Linked DNA regions of Homo sapiens: all the other regions are linked to region 1. A link is a contact called in ENCODE Hi-C or POLR2A ChIA-PET data. All regions are on one chromosome and are shown on one strand. Each heading gives the region's core, a stretch centred on a gene start or an enhancer-like site at or near the end of the contact. The rest is flanking DNA. Distances are from core to core; before and after follow the strand shown.

The links. Hi-C counts contacts between places; a loop is a spot of excess contacts on that map. ChIA-PET counts read pairs that join two places held with the same protein, here RNA polymerase II (POLR2A). Pooled maps may share reads with other maps.
Region 2: a pooled map shows a loop between it and region 1 (2.5-fold over the local background). The contact joins the promoter of ARFGAP2 here to the enhancer-like site in region 1. A Hi-C loop is called at or near these places in 2 of 50 pooled maps. POLR2A ChIA-PET finds 5 or more read pairs at or near these places in 3 of 52 experiments (A673, H1 and endothelial cell of umbilical vein).
Region 3: a loop to region 1 is called in a map of OCI-LY7, with 5 times the contacts of the local background. The contact joins two enhancer-like sites. A Hi-C loop is called at or near these places in 11 of 168 maps with a recorded cell type or tissue (HepG2, IMR-90, OCI-LY7 and 8 more) and 13 of 50 pooled maps. POLR2A ChIA-PET finds 5 or more read pairs at or near these places in 6 of 52 experiments (A673, BJ, GM10248 and 3 more).

The regions. Positions count from the first base shown.
Region 1 is chr11:47,002,018-47,006,650 of GRCh38, forward strand. All of the region lies in intron 2 of CSTPP1 (centriolar satellite-associated tubulin polyglutamylase complex regulator 1), which reads left to right. It overlaps LOC124902670 (a long non-coding RNA gene), which reads left to right. Exons shown (of 2, transcript XR_007062665.1): 1 at 1-4,633. Among named protein-coding and RNA genes, the nearest start is that of CSTPP1, 68 kb to the left of the region's middle. RefSeq lists a silencer at 2,783-2,862. Within about 2 kb of position 2,839, at least 14 of the 41 ENCODE cell types and tissues checked have a DNase peak (open chromatin) inside an H3K27ac peak, as active enhancers do; they include A673, OCI-LY7 and dorsolateral prefrontal cortex, where a contact is called at or near this core.
Region 2 is chr11:47,174,388-47,179,020 of GRCh38, forward strand. It overlaps ARFGAP2 (ARF GTPase activating protein 2), which reads right to left and starts at 2,492. Exons shown (of 16, transcript NM_032389.6): 1 at 2,395-2,492; 2 at 2,129-2,247; 3 at 1,464-1,536; 4 at 795-926; 5 at 628-711. The coding sequence starts at 2,466. PACSIN3 (protein kinase C and casein kinase substrate in neurons 3) reads right to left here. Exons shown (of 11, transcript NM_016223.5): 9 at 4,507-4,633; 10 at 3,979-4,100; 11 at 3,135-3,659. The coding sequence ends at 3,544. RefSeq lists enhancers at 2,240-2,469, 3,011-3,592, 3,440-3,489, 3,570-3,619 and a silencer at 2,520-2,949.
Region 3 is chr11:47,151,359-47,155,991 of GRCh38, forward strand. It overlaps CSTPP1 (centriolar satellite-associated tubulin polyglutamylase complex regulator 1), which reads left to right. Exons shown (of 9, transcript NM_024113.5): 5 at 3,818-3,903. It overlaps LOC124902672 (a long non-coding RNA gene), which reads right to left. Exons shown (of 2, transcript XR_007062668.1): 2 at 2,089-3,165. Among named protein-coding and RNA genes, the nearest start is that of ARFGAP2, 23 kb to the right of the region's middle. RefSeq lists an enhancer at 1,972-2,051. Within about 2 kb of position 1,898, at least 5 of the 41 ENCODE cell types and tissues checked have a DNase peak (open chromatin) inside an H3K27ac peak, as active enhancers do; they include OCI-LY7 and dorsolateral prefrontal cortex, where a contact is called at or near this core.

The DNA.
Region 1 (4,633 bases), core at 1,589-4,088:
GTAATGGTGACTAATCCTATTATAGACTTCTTCAAAAGGGGTAATGCTTCCCCCTTTACCCACCCCCTCCCCTGACTTTTTTCCATAGTTCAGTTCTTAGCTGTTAAACATTGTAACAGAAAATTACCCGTTTCTCATTGTCAGCATCTGGTTTCCCACAGACTCAGATAATTGTCAGGAAGAGATTTGCCTTCAGTTAAAGCAACCCTATCCCCACTGTTACTAGGCCAGGCACCTCTGTTAGACCATCATAGAACCAAATCTATAGAGGATTCTTTCTGGCTCTTTTCTGTATTACTAGAGGTATGCTATAGCAAAAAGACTACAGGGAGCCATGGTGGTGAGTTAAGAGTCAAAATCTGTTTTGAAACTTAAAAATCCAGGGTCATTGAGGATGCAAGAAGTTGCCTGTTTTTGTAGAATCCATCTCACTTCTTCAGTCCCTTTGTATTATGGTTACAGGAAACTATCCAGCAGCACTTGACCTGGTAATGGAGGAAGCTATTTCACAGCCCACTGGTCCCTTGACTCGTTTAGAAGTCAGAGTCAAAGGTTACAGAAGTAATAATTGGGCCCAGATTCTCCCTGTCAGGAAAGACCTTGTTCCCCCCACCCCACCCCCTGCCTTCTACAAGTTAAGAGAAACTTATCTGTTATAAAACCATTCAATAAGAGGAAATGAAGAAACACCATCCTTGGCTGAAGTGTTCTCAAGCCCCAATGATACTATTTCTGTTTTCATGGGAGCTGCTTTTGCAGCTAGCTAGTATAAAATTTAGGTCTGATTTTTTACATTAAAATATCTCCCCTTAGATAAATAACTTGATTTATTTCAATCTATAAATAATATGAAGGATCTTTATTTGGTCCAAGCCCTGATATTCCTTCACACCACCACTCTGATAATTCCCTGAATACTTGTCTGGCAATCAAGTACACTCACACGAGTCTTAATTAACAAGTGTTATGCCATTAGCAATGTAAAGTCAGTCATCAAAAGTTAAGAAACTAGGCCAGATTATAGGCTCACACCTATAATCCCAGCACTTTGGGAAGCCAAGGTGGGAAAATCACTTGAGGCCAGGAGTTTGAGGCCATCCTGGGCAACACAATGAGACCCCTGTCTCTACAAGAAGAATAAGAAGTTTAAAAAGCTTTACTTCACCAGCAACAGAACAATTTAAAATTTTCAGTGCTTTTAATTTCTTCCATAATTTGCTCAGAACTCTAGCAGATCAATCTGTGGTGCCATTGGCACAGGCTTGGCACTGGAGTAGGAAAGAATGACACAATTTGGCACCTTTAACCAGAAGATCTTTAATGAGCTGGCGTGGGGGTGGAGGGGACAGAGAGGAAGGAAGGACAGTTAGGATTTTGGCAGTAACACAAAGGTTCTTCTTCCCTGAGAAAAGTGAAATGAAAGTCAAATGAAGCTTCACTCTGCTTTTAGAATTTGCTAAGATGTTTGTCTGTCTCTCAGCTCCCGGCCCCCTTGCAGGTGCATCATTATAGTCAGTGACTTCTCCAAAAAACAAATTGTCTCTCAGGATCCTTCAGGAGGGGTCATATCTAACCAATTTCTTGTCTGAGGACATAATTGTGATTCCCTTCTTCAACTATCAGATGCAATGCTACCAGCACTGCAGAAACTGTCTTATCAGAAAGTGGCACAAATGTGTACATTTCTTCTAGGTCACAGTTCTAGTATTGCTGAGTTCTGGGGCTGCAACAATAGATAATACTACAATGAGAGATGTTTGGGAAAAGCATTGTTTCCTGGGTGGCCGTAGAAGCAGACTTGAAATCATCCCTTTGTCATTAAATAATATCAACAACAAATGTCTTTGTTGATGTCATTGTATTGTAATTTTCTAGGTCTAGATTATTGCTAGGGATGATAATACCTATCTTCTAGGGTTGTTATGCAAATCACATGAAATTACACATGCAAGATGTCTGGCTATATATAATTCATCTTCATTGTGTGTTGTTCTCCTTAAGCTCCACTTTTCTGGGATTTTTGTATCTCTGTGGATCTGGATAGTCTTCCTTTTCTCTCTCTTTAAATGGCATCAGAGTTGAAGATCTTGAGGACTTTTTAGTCTCTCTTTTGTTTTTTGTTGTTGTTGTTGTTACTGGTTTGTTTTTGTTTTTGTTTTTTTGTTTTTGTTTTTTTTTTTTGAGATAGTGTCTCACTCTGTCACCCAGGCTGGAGTTGTAGCACAAACATGGCTCATTGCAGCCTTAACCTGGGCTCAAGCAATCCTCCTGCCTCAGCTTCCCATGTAGCCATGACCACAGGTGCGTGCCACCATACCCAGCTAACTTTTTTTTTTCTTTTTTATAGAGACGGGTCTCATTTTATTGCTCAAACTGGTCTTGAACTCCTGGGCTCATGTTATGCTCCTGCCTCAGCCTCCCAAAATGCTAGAATTACAGGTGTGCGCCACTGTACCTGGCCTCTCTTACTTTCTATAACACTTCTTTCTTGCCCTGTATTTTGTGTACGTTTTTGGAGACTAAAACATTCAATGATTGCCTGCATGACTCTTAACCACTTCACTCATCATTTAGTTCATTCACAGAATAGCCTAAGAAAGCTTTTCTATCTTTGTTTTCTTTGCATATGCCATTTTCTCACTTCCTGTCTTTACCCCCTTTCCTCTAGATACAGAATTTTAAAACTCAAGGTGTAGTGGGAGACTTGAGTCAGTCAACTCTATCCAACTTGTGTTGTTCCCACTCTTAGCTCTAGCAGTACAGTGATGGGCTCAGGGTAATGAAAAGCAGACTTTCTCTGCTGAGGTCATTGCTCCTCATGCTGGCAGCCTGCTCCAGGAAGCTGTTTATCTATGCTTGCAGAGCCAAGCTCCAGCCTCTGAACAGTTGGAATGTATTGAGAAACCACAGAGCCCAAAGAGAGAACATTACACAGGCAGTTCCAGGCAGGGAGAGTATATTTACACCAGACAAACTGCAGCTTACATGTGTGGGGATAATTGTTCATCTGCACACTCTCATACTTTACCTTCTATGCAATCTATATACCCTCTCAAGAAGGTTTAACCAGGAGAACTTGTACTGCTATGTCCAAATTACCCTGAACATCCCCTAAAATGTCATAAGGAAAAAGAGATACTACAGAAAATTGATGTAAAAACTTTTTAAGATAGTGGTTTTTTTGTTTTTCTGAGTCAAATTTTATGTTTAGAATCTTAGACCATGTAAGCCTGATCACTAAAGCATTCAAAAACACTGTTTCTTGCATGGAAATGTTTTTCTTCATCCCTTTACAAAAATATTAAGTATTGTTATAGAGCTTCAAATGTGCTCTATATTAATAGGAATATAAGATATGGTCACTTCCCTGTAAGATGTAATCTGGTTAAAGAGGTAAAACTCATTGAATAACGAACAATTACAGAGCAATACAAGACCTTATATAATGGCATTAAGTTATATGGCCCAGTACACTGAGAATTGAGAGTAAGGAAAAATAATGGCTATTAGTTAAGTAAAATTAGTTGAGTCTTATAGAGGAGTTTGTCTTAATTTTGGAAAGGAAGGTAGAGTTTGGATAAACAAAACAGAAAGGAGACATATTTTGCAACATGAAAGCACCATAACATAGTGGTTAAGAACATGGACTTTGGAATCAGATAGGTCTATGTTAGAGGGCCTGCCACTTTCTGGTATGAGATCTTGGGCAGATTGCTTACCTCATCTATAAAATAGGGAGACTCATATATAAAATATAAAATTCCATGTTACATAATTGTTGGAATGATTAAATGAGTTAATGAAAGTAAAGTGCTTGGCATTTCACTTAAGATACAATAAGTGTTGAATTAATTAGTAGCTACTGCTACTACTGTTGTTCACTCATTCATTCAATATATATTTATTGAGTGCCTACGTCTTAGCGTTCTAGATACTAGGGATATAGCAGTGAAAAAAACAGACCAGAAATTTCAACTCTTATGGAGCTTCCATTCTGAAATTGTTTTCATTTTACCTTTTTAGAATGTGTGTGAATAATTTTGGACTTACATAAAGTTTAAAAAAATCTATATATGGAGTTCCCACATCCATTTCATACAGCTTCTACTAATGTTAACATTTCCTGTATCCATAATATAACTGCCAAAATCAAGAACTTAACATTAATTCAAAACTATTAACTAATCTATACGTCTTATTTACATTTTCACCTCATTTTTGAAGGGCAGTTTTTTTCCTGAGATAAATTCTAGGTTGGCAGCTGTTTTACCATTCCATTATCTTTTGGTTTCTACTGACTTTGTTGAGAAGTTGCTCTCAGTTTTATTCTTGCTTCTTTGAAAATAATCTTTTTTTAAATCTCTGGATGGTTTTTGGATATTTCTACTTGGTCTTTGGTTTTTGATAGTTTTAGTGTAATGTGTCTAGTTTTGCTTTTCTTTATATTTAAACTATTCGGTGTTCTTAGTGCTTCTTGAACCTATAGCTTGATATCATTTATCAGTCCTGGAAAACTCTCAATAATTAGCTCTTCAAATTTACTTCTGTTCTACTCTCTCTCTGTCTCTGTCTCTTTTTTTTTTTTGAGGCAGGATCTCTGTCTGTCACCCAGGTTGGAGTGCAGTGGTGCAGT
Region 2 (4,633 bases), core at 1,242-3,741, 170 kb after region 1:
TTTTTTTTTTTTTTTTTTTGAGACGGAGTCTCGCTCTGTCGCCCAGGCCGGACTGCGGACTGCAGTGGCGCAATCTCGGCTCACTGCAAGCTCCGCTTCCCGGGTTCACGCCATTCTCCTGCCTCAGCCTCCCAAGTAGCTGGGACTACAGGCGCCCGCCACCGCGCCCGGCTAATTTTTTGTATTTTTAGTAGAGACGGGGTTTCACCTTGTTAGCCAGGATGGTCTCGATCTCCTGACCTCATGATCCACCCGCCTCGGCCTCCCAAAGTGCTGGGATTACAGGCGTGAGCCACTGCGCCCGGCCCACAGTGCCTTTCTTATAGGGGAAGAATCCAGGAAAATTTGTTTGGGGCACCGGACACCTCTTGAAACTTCAAGAAGCTGCCTCTCTTCCCCGCCAGCCCAATTTATAGGAGTCGATTTCTAAGGAGGGCTACACTGCACCTCCATTTATGGAGGAGGAAACACCTAGGCCTACCCAGCAGGAACAGTGGACTTCATACGTGGTGTCCAAGACATCACATCAAAGCAAATGGAATCTACAACCATGATCACAGAAGGCCTGGGCCTTGGTAAATTGCCTGTCAAGAACAACTGGGAAAACGGTTCCTTGTGGGCACTCACTTGAGTGTGTTCTGTGAAGAAATCAGAGTCCTTCTTCTCTGGGGAGTGATTAGGAACGGCACTACTCATGTTGTCTATCCAAAGCTAGAAAGGAGAAGACACCCCTAAAACACAGGGCTCTGAATACTCCTAACCCTCCTGCCCCAGCCCCAAGAACAGGCACTTACATCAGTGCCATGCCTAGCCAGGGCCGCACTCCCCAGCTGCCGGATCTTCTCCCGGTACATCTGGGCAGCTCGGCTATTATATTTGGTGTTGGCATCATTGGCTGTGCATCCATGTTGGCGAAAAAAAGCCGTCTGGAGAGCAAAGAAGAGAGCAGCGCGTGCTACGGGTGATTCTCAAGAAGGAAACGTGTTGGCTGTAGGAGACATCTCCTTATGACAGCGAAGTTATTATCTATACAGGATGATACACGCTACTGACACCGGTTTTTCAGAGATAAAGTTTCTCGAAATTCCTGCAAAAAACACCTTGCAGCGGGCCATCCTCTGATATGACTGAAGTCCAGGCCCCACTGAACGCTGCCTGAGCACAACATCCCATACCCAGCCTCCCCATCCTTCATCCAGGGCAGGCCCACAAGACCCAATGACTGTGAAGGCTCCCAACTCCTGTGGCTTTTCCCCAAGAACACCTGCCCAGTTTAATTGGAATCTGAAACCCATTTAAGAGAAGCTGTGACCAGTTTCGAAGTTTTCAGAAAATAGCTTATGGTGGTGTTATAGAACAGAGAACCCTCTGAACAGGGAAAACGACAGGGCCTCTTAGGGAGTCGTGCAAAGTTAGTAACCAGGCAGAAGAATGGAAGGTGAGGGAAGTAGAAGGAGCTTTACCGCATTGGCATTCCCGCCGACCTGCATACACCTCAGCTGGAACCAGTTCCAGTTGGAATCCAACTCTGTGGACCTGTGTACAAGGGCTGCGTCTCACCCACTAGCAGATACCAGCAGGATTTCCCTGGCAACCCGGATACCTGTCACTTGGCCTCAGGCTGCTGTAGGCACCCAGGAAACATTAATCAGCCATCACCCCATTTCCTCCACACTACCCTGTCCATGAAAACTCTCCTCTTCGTTCATTTACTCCAAAGAGTACTAATTATGTCCCCAGATCCGAAAGGAGGTCACATTCTCAGGCACGCACGCCTGGATTTGGCTTTCCCCTAATGGATGGTCACAGTCTCACTAGAGACATACTGGTCTAACAACATATCAGCAACAACAAGGTCAATGCCTCCCTTTCCCCTCAACTAACGCTCAGAGTCTCAAGCCTGACCGTCAAAAAAGAGGAAGTTTTGGCCCAGAGGCGGAGACGGACCGCCCATGTGCCAAAGGGCCCACACAGGTGGTTCCCTCTGGCAGGAGGCTACCGGACCCTCTCGGCCCAGAGGCTTCCCACCGAATTCAGAGCGGCCCAAGTCGAGGCAGCCACTCTCCCTTGTTGCCCAGACACCCCTGGCCGGCCGGGTGGAAACACGGCAACCGCGCGGAGAGCCTACCTGATGAAGCTCAGATGGACGCCCAGGGAGCGGTGCACCCCGGAACAGTCAATGCACAAGAAAACACCGTACGTGATGCTGGCCCAACTCGGATTCTTGGCGCCGCAGTCGAAACAGGCCTGGGTGGAGGCGGCGATGAGCGAATCGTCAGGGGCCCCGAGTAAAGGCCAGGCACCGACACCCCAGAAACATAACCCACCTCCGCCCTTCTCCCTCCCTCAGGCCCCAGCGGGACGAGAGACTCCGCGCGCCCCCTGCTCACGCACCTTGTTGGTTGGAACTGCGCGAAGCCTCTTAAAAAGAGTCTGGATTTCGGTCTTGTTCGGCTCCGCCGCCATTTTCTCTCCTTCCCAGACACAACCGCGGCTGACGGGTCCCGCCGCGGGCCAATCCACGGCGGGGAGGGCGGGCTCACCAGGCCGGCCTCAGCGGTGCCTGGGCCAGCCGAGGGGTGGGGTGATTGGAGTCCGATCTGGACCAATGGGCAGCCGGCGGGACGGGGGCGGCGACGACAACCGCGGCCGCAAGAATCAACGCCGCGCCGGGCCAATCCGCAGCCGGGGCGGGGCGACGGCGCGCGGACCGGCCCAAACCTCCTCGCGCGCGTAGTACCCTTCCCCCCGCCCCTCCCACGCCGCAACCCCCAGGTGGAGTCGCCCCCACGCCGCGCAGGCTGCGGGAGGCTGGGGGCGGGGACCCCCACTCCAGCTAATTACAGATCGATGAATAAGGATTAGGCTGCCCAAACACTCCTCGTCCCTCCGGCCCGAACGGGCAGACGCATTGGCCCGCGTCTCGCCCAGCCTTCAGCCGTTCTCGGTTAACAGCAAGCCTGACAGCGAGTCCCCTCCACTCCAGATTAGTATCTCGAAGTTCCAGAGCAGGTACCAAGCAGGCAAACCCTTTTCCAACCCCGGCCCCATAACAGACGCTAGGCCTCTCTCTAGATGCCCTCTGGTGGCCTGGCAAGGGTGTCCTATCAAAAAAATGCACATGAGCCCGACAGTGGTGTTTTTGTTTTTGTGTGTGGGTGTGTGTCAAGTTTTAATACACGCTAGAACAAGCCACAAGAGGGTGCTGCTAGGCCAGAACTACACTCACCCCAAGCCCACCCCAGGAACCCCAAAGCAGAGGTCAGGAACTGAGTCCACAGCTCCTGGGGAGGCCCAGGCACCCCTGAACGCTTCTGTCACCTCTGACCTCCCATCTTGCCCTCAGCCTAGACTCGTCCCTTCCCTACCAGTCCCTTCCCTAGACAAAGGCCCCTCCCCTCCCTGGGTCCCAGGACTTCCTCCCTCAAGGGACAGAGGAGCAGCCAGAGAGCGACGGTTCAGGGCCCTGAGGGTCCGGCTCTCCAGGAGAAGCTGGGCTCTGAACCAGGGTGGGTAAACGTTGCAGAAGGGCTGTCAGGACACTCAGGCGCCCACACACTCCACGTAGTTGGCAGGGTACAGGCCAATGCGGCCACTCTGCAACTGGCCTTGGCACCAGCCCTGCTCGTCCTCCTCACTCATCTTCAGCAGCTCCTCCCCTGGGGGAAAGGGGATTGGTCACTGCCAGTGGCCCTGGCCCAGGCCCTGTTCCTGCAACTGGGTCAAGGACTGAGGGGGATGGTGTGGTCCCAGAGCCCAGCTAGCAAAGACATGGCTCAGGCAGAGGCAGGTCAAGGTCAGCAAGCTGCCCCACCCCAGACCCTGAATGCAGCCACCAGGCACCAGCTATCTGGACCTGGAACAGCTGAAGGGACAGAGGACTGGCCCTTAAGAAGTGGGTATTTGGCTTCCCTTTCTGACACCCCTGCTCAGGCAGATAAGGCAGAGGCTGAAGCTAGGAAAGGGGTCCCAGGGTACCTGCTCGGAAGCTCAGCTCATCAGCTTCCTGGCCAGCGTAGTCATAGAGTGCCCTCACCCGAACCCCGGTGGCAGCCTTCCGGGGACTCTCTTCATCTGACCACTCCTCATCCTGCCCCGTGCTGGAGAGGGGAGGCAAAGGGAGCAGCTCAGAGTGCAAGGAACACGGGGCTGGAGATCTCACCCAGGATCAGGGCAAAGGCCTCCCTACCCCCAGAGGCACCTGGGAGAGTCAGGTGAGGTACTAAAGATTCTAGCTCTACCTCGCCATGCCCGACTGTGAGCAAAGAGGCAATTCCTGCCACACGCAGCTGATTTAAGGCATAAACGAGAGGGAATGTGGGAAATGCCCAGCAAATCTAAACCACTATGAGAACCAGTATCATTACAACTACTAAGTAGGCCCTCAGGTCCCTGGCACCAATTTTCAACCCATTTCAGGTGTGAAAGAAATGAAACCAAGGAGAAAGGAAAGGAGGGCGGGAGGCAGAGCTGTTTCTTTGCCACAGCCGCGCTCCTGGCTCTCACCCTGGGGACCCCGGGGACTGGGGTGGGGGTGCGGTGCCATCTCTTGTAGGCACAATGCTGGTCAGGGTAACCTCATCAGGGCTCCGGCCACCCTTCTCTTTCCGGCTGATTGTCCTCTGTGTGTCCA
Region 3 (4,633 bases), core at 648-3,147, 150 kb after region 1:
GCCACTGCACTTCAGCCTGGTGACAGAGTGAGACTCCATCTCAAAAAAAAAAAAGCAAGAGGAGTAGTTGCAGGGAAACTGGGTAGGAGGTCATGCCATCATCAAGAAAAGAGAGGTGAAGGCTGGGGGTAGGATGGTGGCTGTGGACGTGGAAAGAAGTAGATGGATTCAAGAGAAATTTCAGCAATAGCATTGATAGGACTTGGTGACTGGTTGATTGGCTTGGAGCAGAGGGTGGCGGGGGGAAGTTTCCAGGATGTCTAGTATGCCCAGCGTTTCTGGTTGAGGAGAGTCATAGCCGGTGTTGCTGTTAACACAAGCTCGGATCCATTTGGCTTTTTAAAAGGTAGCCAGTCTTACTTCTTGCAGTTGAAAAAAAACCCTCAGTCCTTTATACATGTGCTGCTGGGATCCAGCCACATGTCCCCCAGAAAGAAAGCCCTCGCCTCTGTCTGCACCCGCTTCACTCGCCCCCTACTCCCTCCTGCTCGGCATATGTTTCAGCTCCCCAGTCTCTGAGACTCAGACTCTTCACCTGTAGAATGGAAATAACAATAAGACCCACCCGTAGGACTGTTGTAGAATAAAATTTAATTAATGTAGTCAAATGCCTTAATAGCCTGCCATGAGGTAGGGTACTCAGGAAAGATACCTGCCTCTATAGGCGGATCACTTGAGGTCAAGAGTTCGAGACCAGCCTGGCCAACATGGTGAAACCCTGTCTCTACTAAAAATACAAAAATTAGCCGGGCATGGTGACAGGCACCTGTAATCCCAGCTGCTAGGGAGGCTGAGGCAGGAGAATCACCTGAACCTAGGAGGCGGAGGTTGCAGTGAGCCGATCTGCACCACTGCACTCCAGCCTGGGCAACAGAGCAAGACTCAAAAAAAAAAAAAATGCCTCTATTGTTACCCGTATTAAGGGCACCTGCAGGGCTGCCCTGCTCTGACGGACACTCCTACCCTCCCACGGTGTGCGCCCCCTCTTCTGCAACGGCCCATCTCCAAAGGGACTGCTGATGTTTGAGGTCAAGATGGCCCCTAGCAGAAAGCTGCAGACCACTTCTGAGGCTGGAAGGGTGTGCCCTGTTTATAGCTTCTAGTCCCATCTGTGGCTGAAAGAGGAAGATGCTAGTGGCACTCAGCATTAAGGCTTCCGCGAGGCTGCGAGGCAGGGGTAGCCCTTTGGGAAGTACGAGCTCAAGCTTCTGCTCCGAGGCAGGCTCTGGAATGGGCCTATTGGTGAGAATTGCAAATGGAGGTAACTTCTGTAATTAGACAGTGGTGATGGTGGCGCTACTTTGTGAATATACTAAAAAACTGAATTGTACGCTTTTAAAGGGTGACTTTTATGGTGTGTCATTATATCACAATGTAAATAAATAGCAAGTGGAAGTTGCTGCTATGGGAGTGCTGTGTTCCAACTGATGATCAACAGAAGCCATGGAACACGGGGAAAGCCTTGGGCTCCCTGGTGGTTTCCTGCTTGGGGATATTCACAGCCCAGTGCTGTTCTGTCGTAATTCACTTTAGACTATTGGGGCTCCAGCTGTCCTGAGAACAGGGCAGTAAAGGAAAGTCAGTGGCTTCTCATGTCCAGAGCCTTTGCCTGCCCTGCTGAGCCTGCCAAGGAAAAGCTTTGAGGTGCTGGTGGCCCTTGCTCCCTGAGCGCTCCCGGGGGAGCTCACTCTTCCTCTGCAGTTTGGAGGTCTTTGCTAACCCCAGTCCTCTCTAGCTGCCCGCTCTCTGCTGTCTCCCTGCTCCCTCAATCCAGATGTCAAAACAGATTCTGCCATCTGGGTGGGGAGGGAGCTGTTCTGCTGCCTGGGTTTTCCTTGGGTTATGAGATGGGGTAACCACTTGGCCTTTGGCACTGCACTTAGTCCTGTGAACTACTGACAGAGGGACCAGGGCACCCTCTTGTGGCCCTCAGCGGCACTGCTTCTTCCCGCCCTCCAGCCTTGAATTTCTTCCAGCTGGAATTCTAGTGTTGAACTCTGGTGGTGGAGGCAGCTGTCGTTCTCCCCAGGAGATGCCTAACATATCAGTAACAAGAAAGAAAATAAATCAGCCACAGAAACTAGGAGGTAAAATGTTAGTGTTTTTGCTCTGCAGCTTTATTTTCAAAGAGGCAGTGTGCTCTCATGGAAGATGTGTGGCCTGTGGAGTCCAGCAAGCTCCCCAGCTGTGTGTGTGACTTTGGCAGGCTGACCTCTGAGCCTCAGACTCTTCACGTGTAGAATGGAAATAATAAGACCCACCTGTAGGATTGTTGTGGGATAAAATTTAACGAATGCAGTTAAATACCTCAATAGCCTGCCACGCAGTAGGGCACTCAGGAAATGGCACCTGCTTCTATTGTTATCTGTATTACAATAAAGACTAGGCAGGAACCACTGTCTCTCTTCAGGAAGATCGCAGCAAAGGGAGTGGCACCACAATATCGTAGTCTCTGTGAAGCCCTTTCCCCAGCAGTGAGCAATCCTGGCTTTCTCTGGGGCTGATCCAGTTGCCAGTCTGGGAAACCTCTGACTCAGGGAAGTGGAGAGAGATTTAGAAAAATATGAGAGAGCAAAAGAAAACTTTTTTTGTTTTTTTTTTGACAGGGTCTCTCTCTGTCTCACGGGCTGGAGTGCAGTGGTGTGATCTCCGCTCACTGCAACCTCCGCCTCCCAGGTTCAAGCGCTTCTCCTGCTTCAGCCTCCTGAGTAGCTGGGACTACAGGTGCCCACCATGCCCAGCTAATTTTTCTATTTTTAGTAGAAGTGGGGTTTCACCATGTTGGCCAGGCTGGTCTCGAACTCCTGACCTCAAATGATTCACCCATCTCGGCCTCCCAAAGTGCTGGGATTACAGGCATGAGCCACCGCGCCTGGCCAAAAACAACTGAAAAAAGAAAAAAAGAAAGATAAAGCCAGAAGGACCTGATCAGAAACAGATTGGGGGCCCGCCCCACCCCATCTGATAGCTTGGCGCCTGCCTGGCATGTGATGGAGCCCAGCAAACGCTCGTTTCCTTCTCTTCTTGTCCTGGCTCAGATGAGGTGCTGAGCAGAGGATGAACATAGCCTTGGTCGGATCCCTTTATGAGTCAGACGGTTTTCTTCCTGTGAGGTGGGTCCTCAGTGGGAGGGACTAGAGACAGGAAAACCGTTGGGTGGGCAACCTGTGAACATGGATGCAAGGAGGAGCAGGGCGGCAGCACAAGATGAGTGTGGGTTTTGACCCTCACAAGTGCAGATTCCCCAATAGCTCTTTGCCCTCTCCCCTTGTCTGCCATCTGTGCCCCAGGGTGGCGGTGTCTGTCGCTGTTCTGGCCCTTTGGTAGCTTATTAAATCTCAGTACCACTTGCCAAGACCCTTTAAACCCCTTAGCTGTTCTTTTTGCCTTTTCTGATCAGCTGTATTTATTCTGAACTAAATGGTCCTCACGGCAGAATGAAAGGATTTACTGCTTAAGTATATGAAAAGAAACCTTGGCTGCATTACAGTTGCACCCTCTCCTCGCCACCCCCTGCCCATGCTCCATCCGCTAGCTGGTGCCACTGAGACTGAACCGGGAGCCCGCTCTGGGTACAGTGTGGTCAGTTCAGTTTGGTGGCAGAGTCCAATTGATGGAGCAGTGAGGTGACTGGGAGGAGCTTGCTTTTGGGAGCCCTCTCCTAAATGTCCTGCTGCCCCAGGGGAGACTGGCGGCCCAGGAACAGCTCTCTCTCTCCCTCTCCCCCGCACTTTTCCCTTCCTCCCTCTCCCTCTCTCCCTCCCCTCCTTAAACCTCTCCCCCATTCTCTCTCTCAGATTCTCTCTTTCCCCTTCAGGATTGTGCTCATGGACGATGCCATGGACTGCTTGATGTCTTTTTCAGATTTCCTCTTTGCCTTCCAGATCCAGTTTTACTACTCAGGTGAGTGTTCCGGGGCTCCATCTGGCTCCGCACAGGACCCTGTCTCCCTGTCCTGCCCTGCTGCCCTGCCCATCTGTGTGCCTGGCACACACGTTTCTCTTCCCCACTTCCTTTGGGGGTGTGCTTCACTGCGGGTCGCTAACAGGATGTCTAGTGTTCAGTGGTGGTCACAAGATTCAGTCTGCAGAGCCGACTTCCTCAGCCTCCTGAAGACACTGAACACCGCAGTGTTTTCAGTCAGCAACGCAACAAATCAGTTTAAGTGATAATGACAATAACAACATCCATAGCATCCACAGCATTCACTGCTTACTGAAAACTTACTATGTCCCAGGCACAGCACTGACTTTAATCTTGACAACAGCCTTGAGAGAGAGTCCTTTCAGAGACAAGCTCACAGAAGTAGTAGCCAGTCATGCAGCTCATAAGTGGTGGAGACCAGACCTGAAGGCTGACTCCAAAGCCAGCGTTCCCAACCTCGCTGCTATTTTACTGCCTTCAAGGGTCTCTCCCTTGGCAACTGATCGTGCGTTTGGGTGCACATTCTCCTCCACCCCACAGCTTTAAAAAAGCATACACCAGTCCTTTGTCACACTCCCACTCTGCTCCCCAATTCACACAGCTGCACCCTTAAGTCTCTCTGGAATCAGATGGAATAAATATAGACAAATAAATATAAATATACACCAGCTCACGCACAGAGACATCAAATGGAGTGCCGGGTTTACAA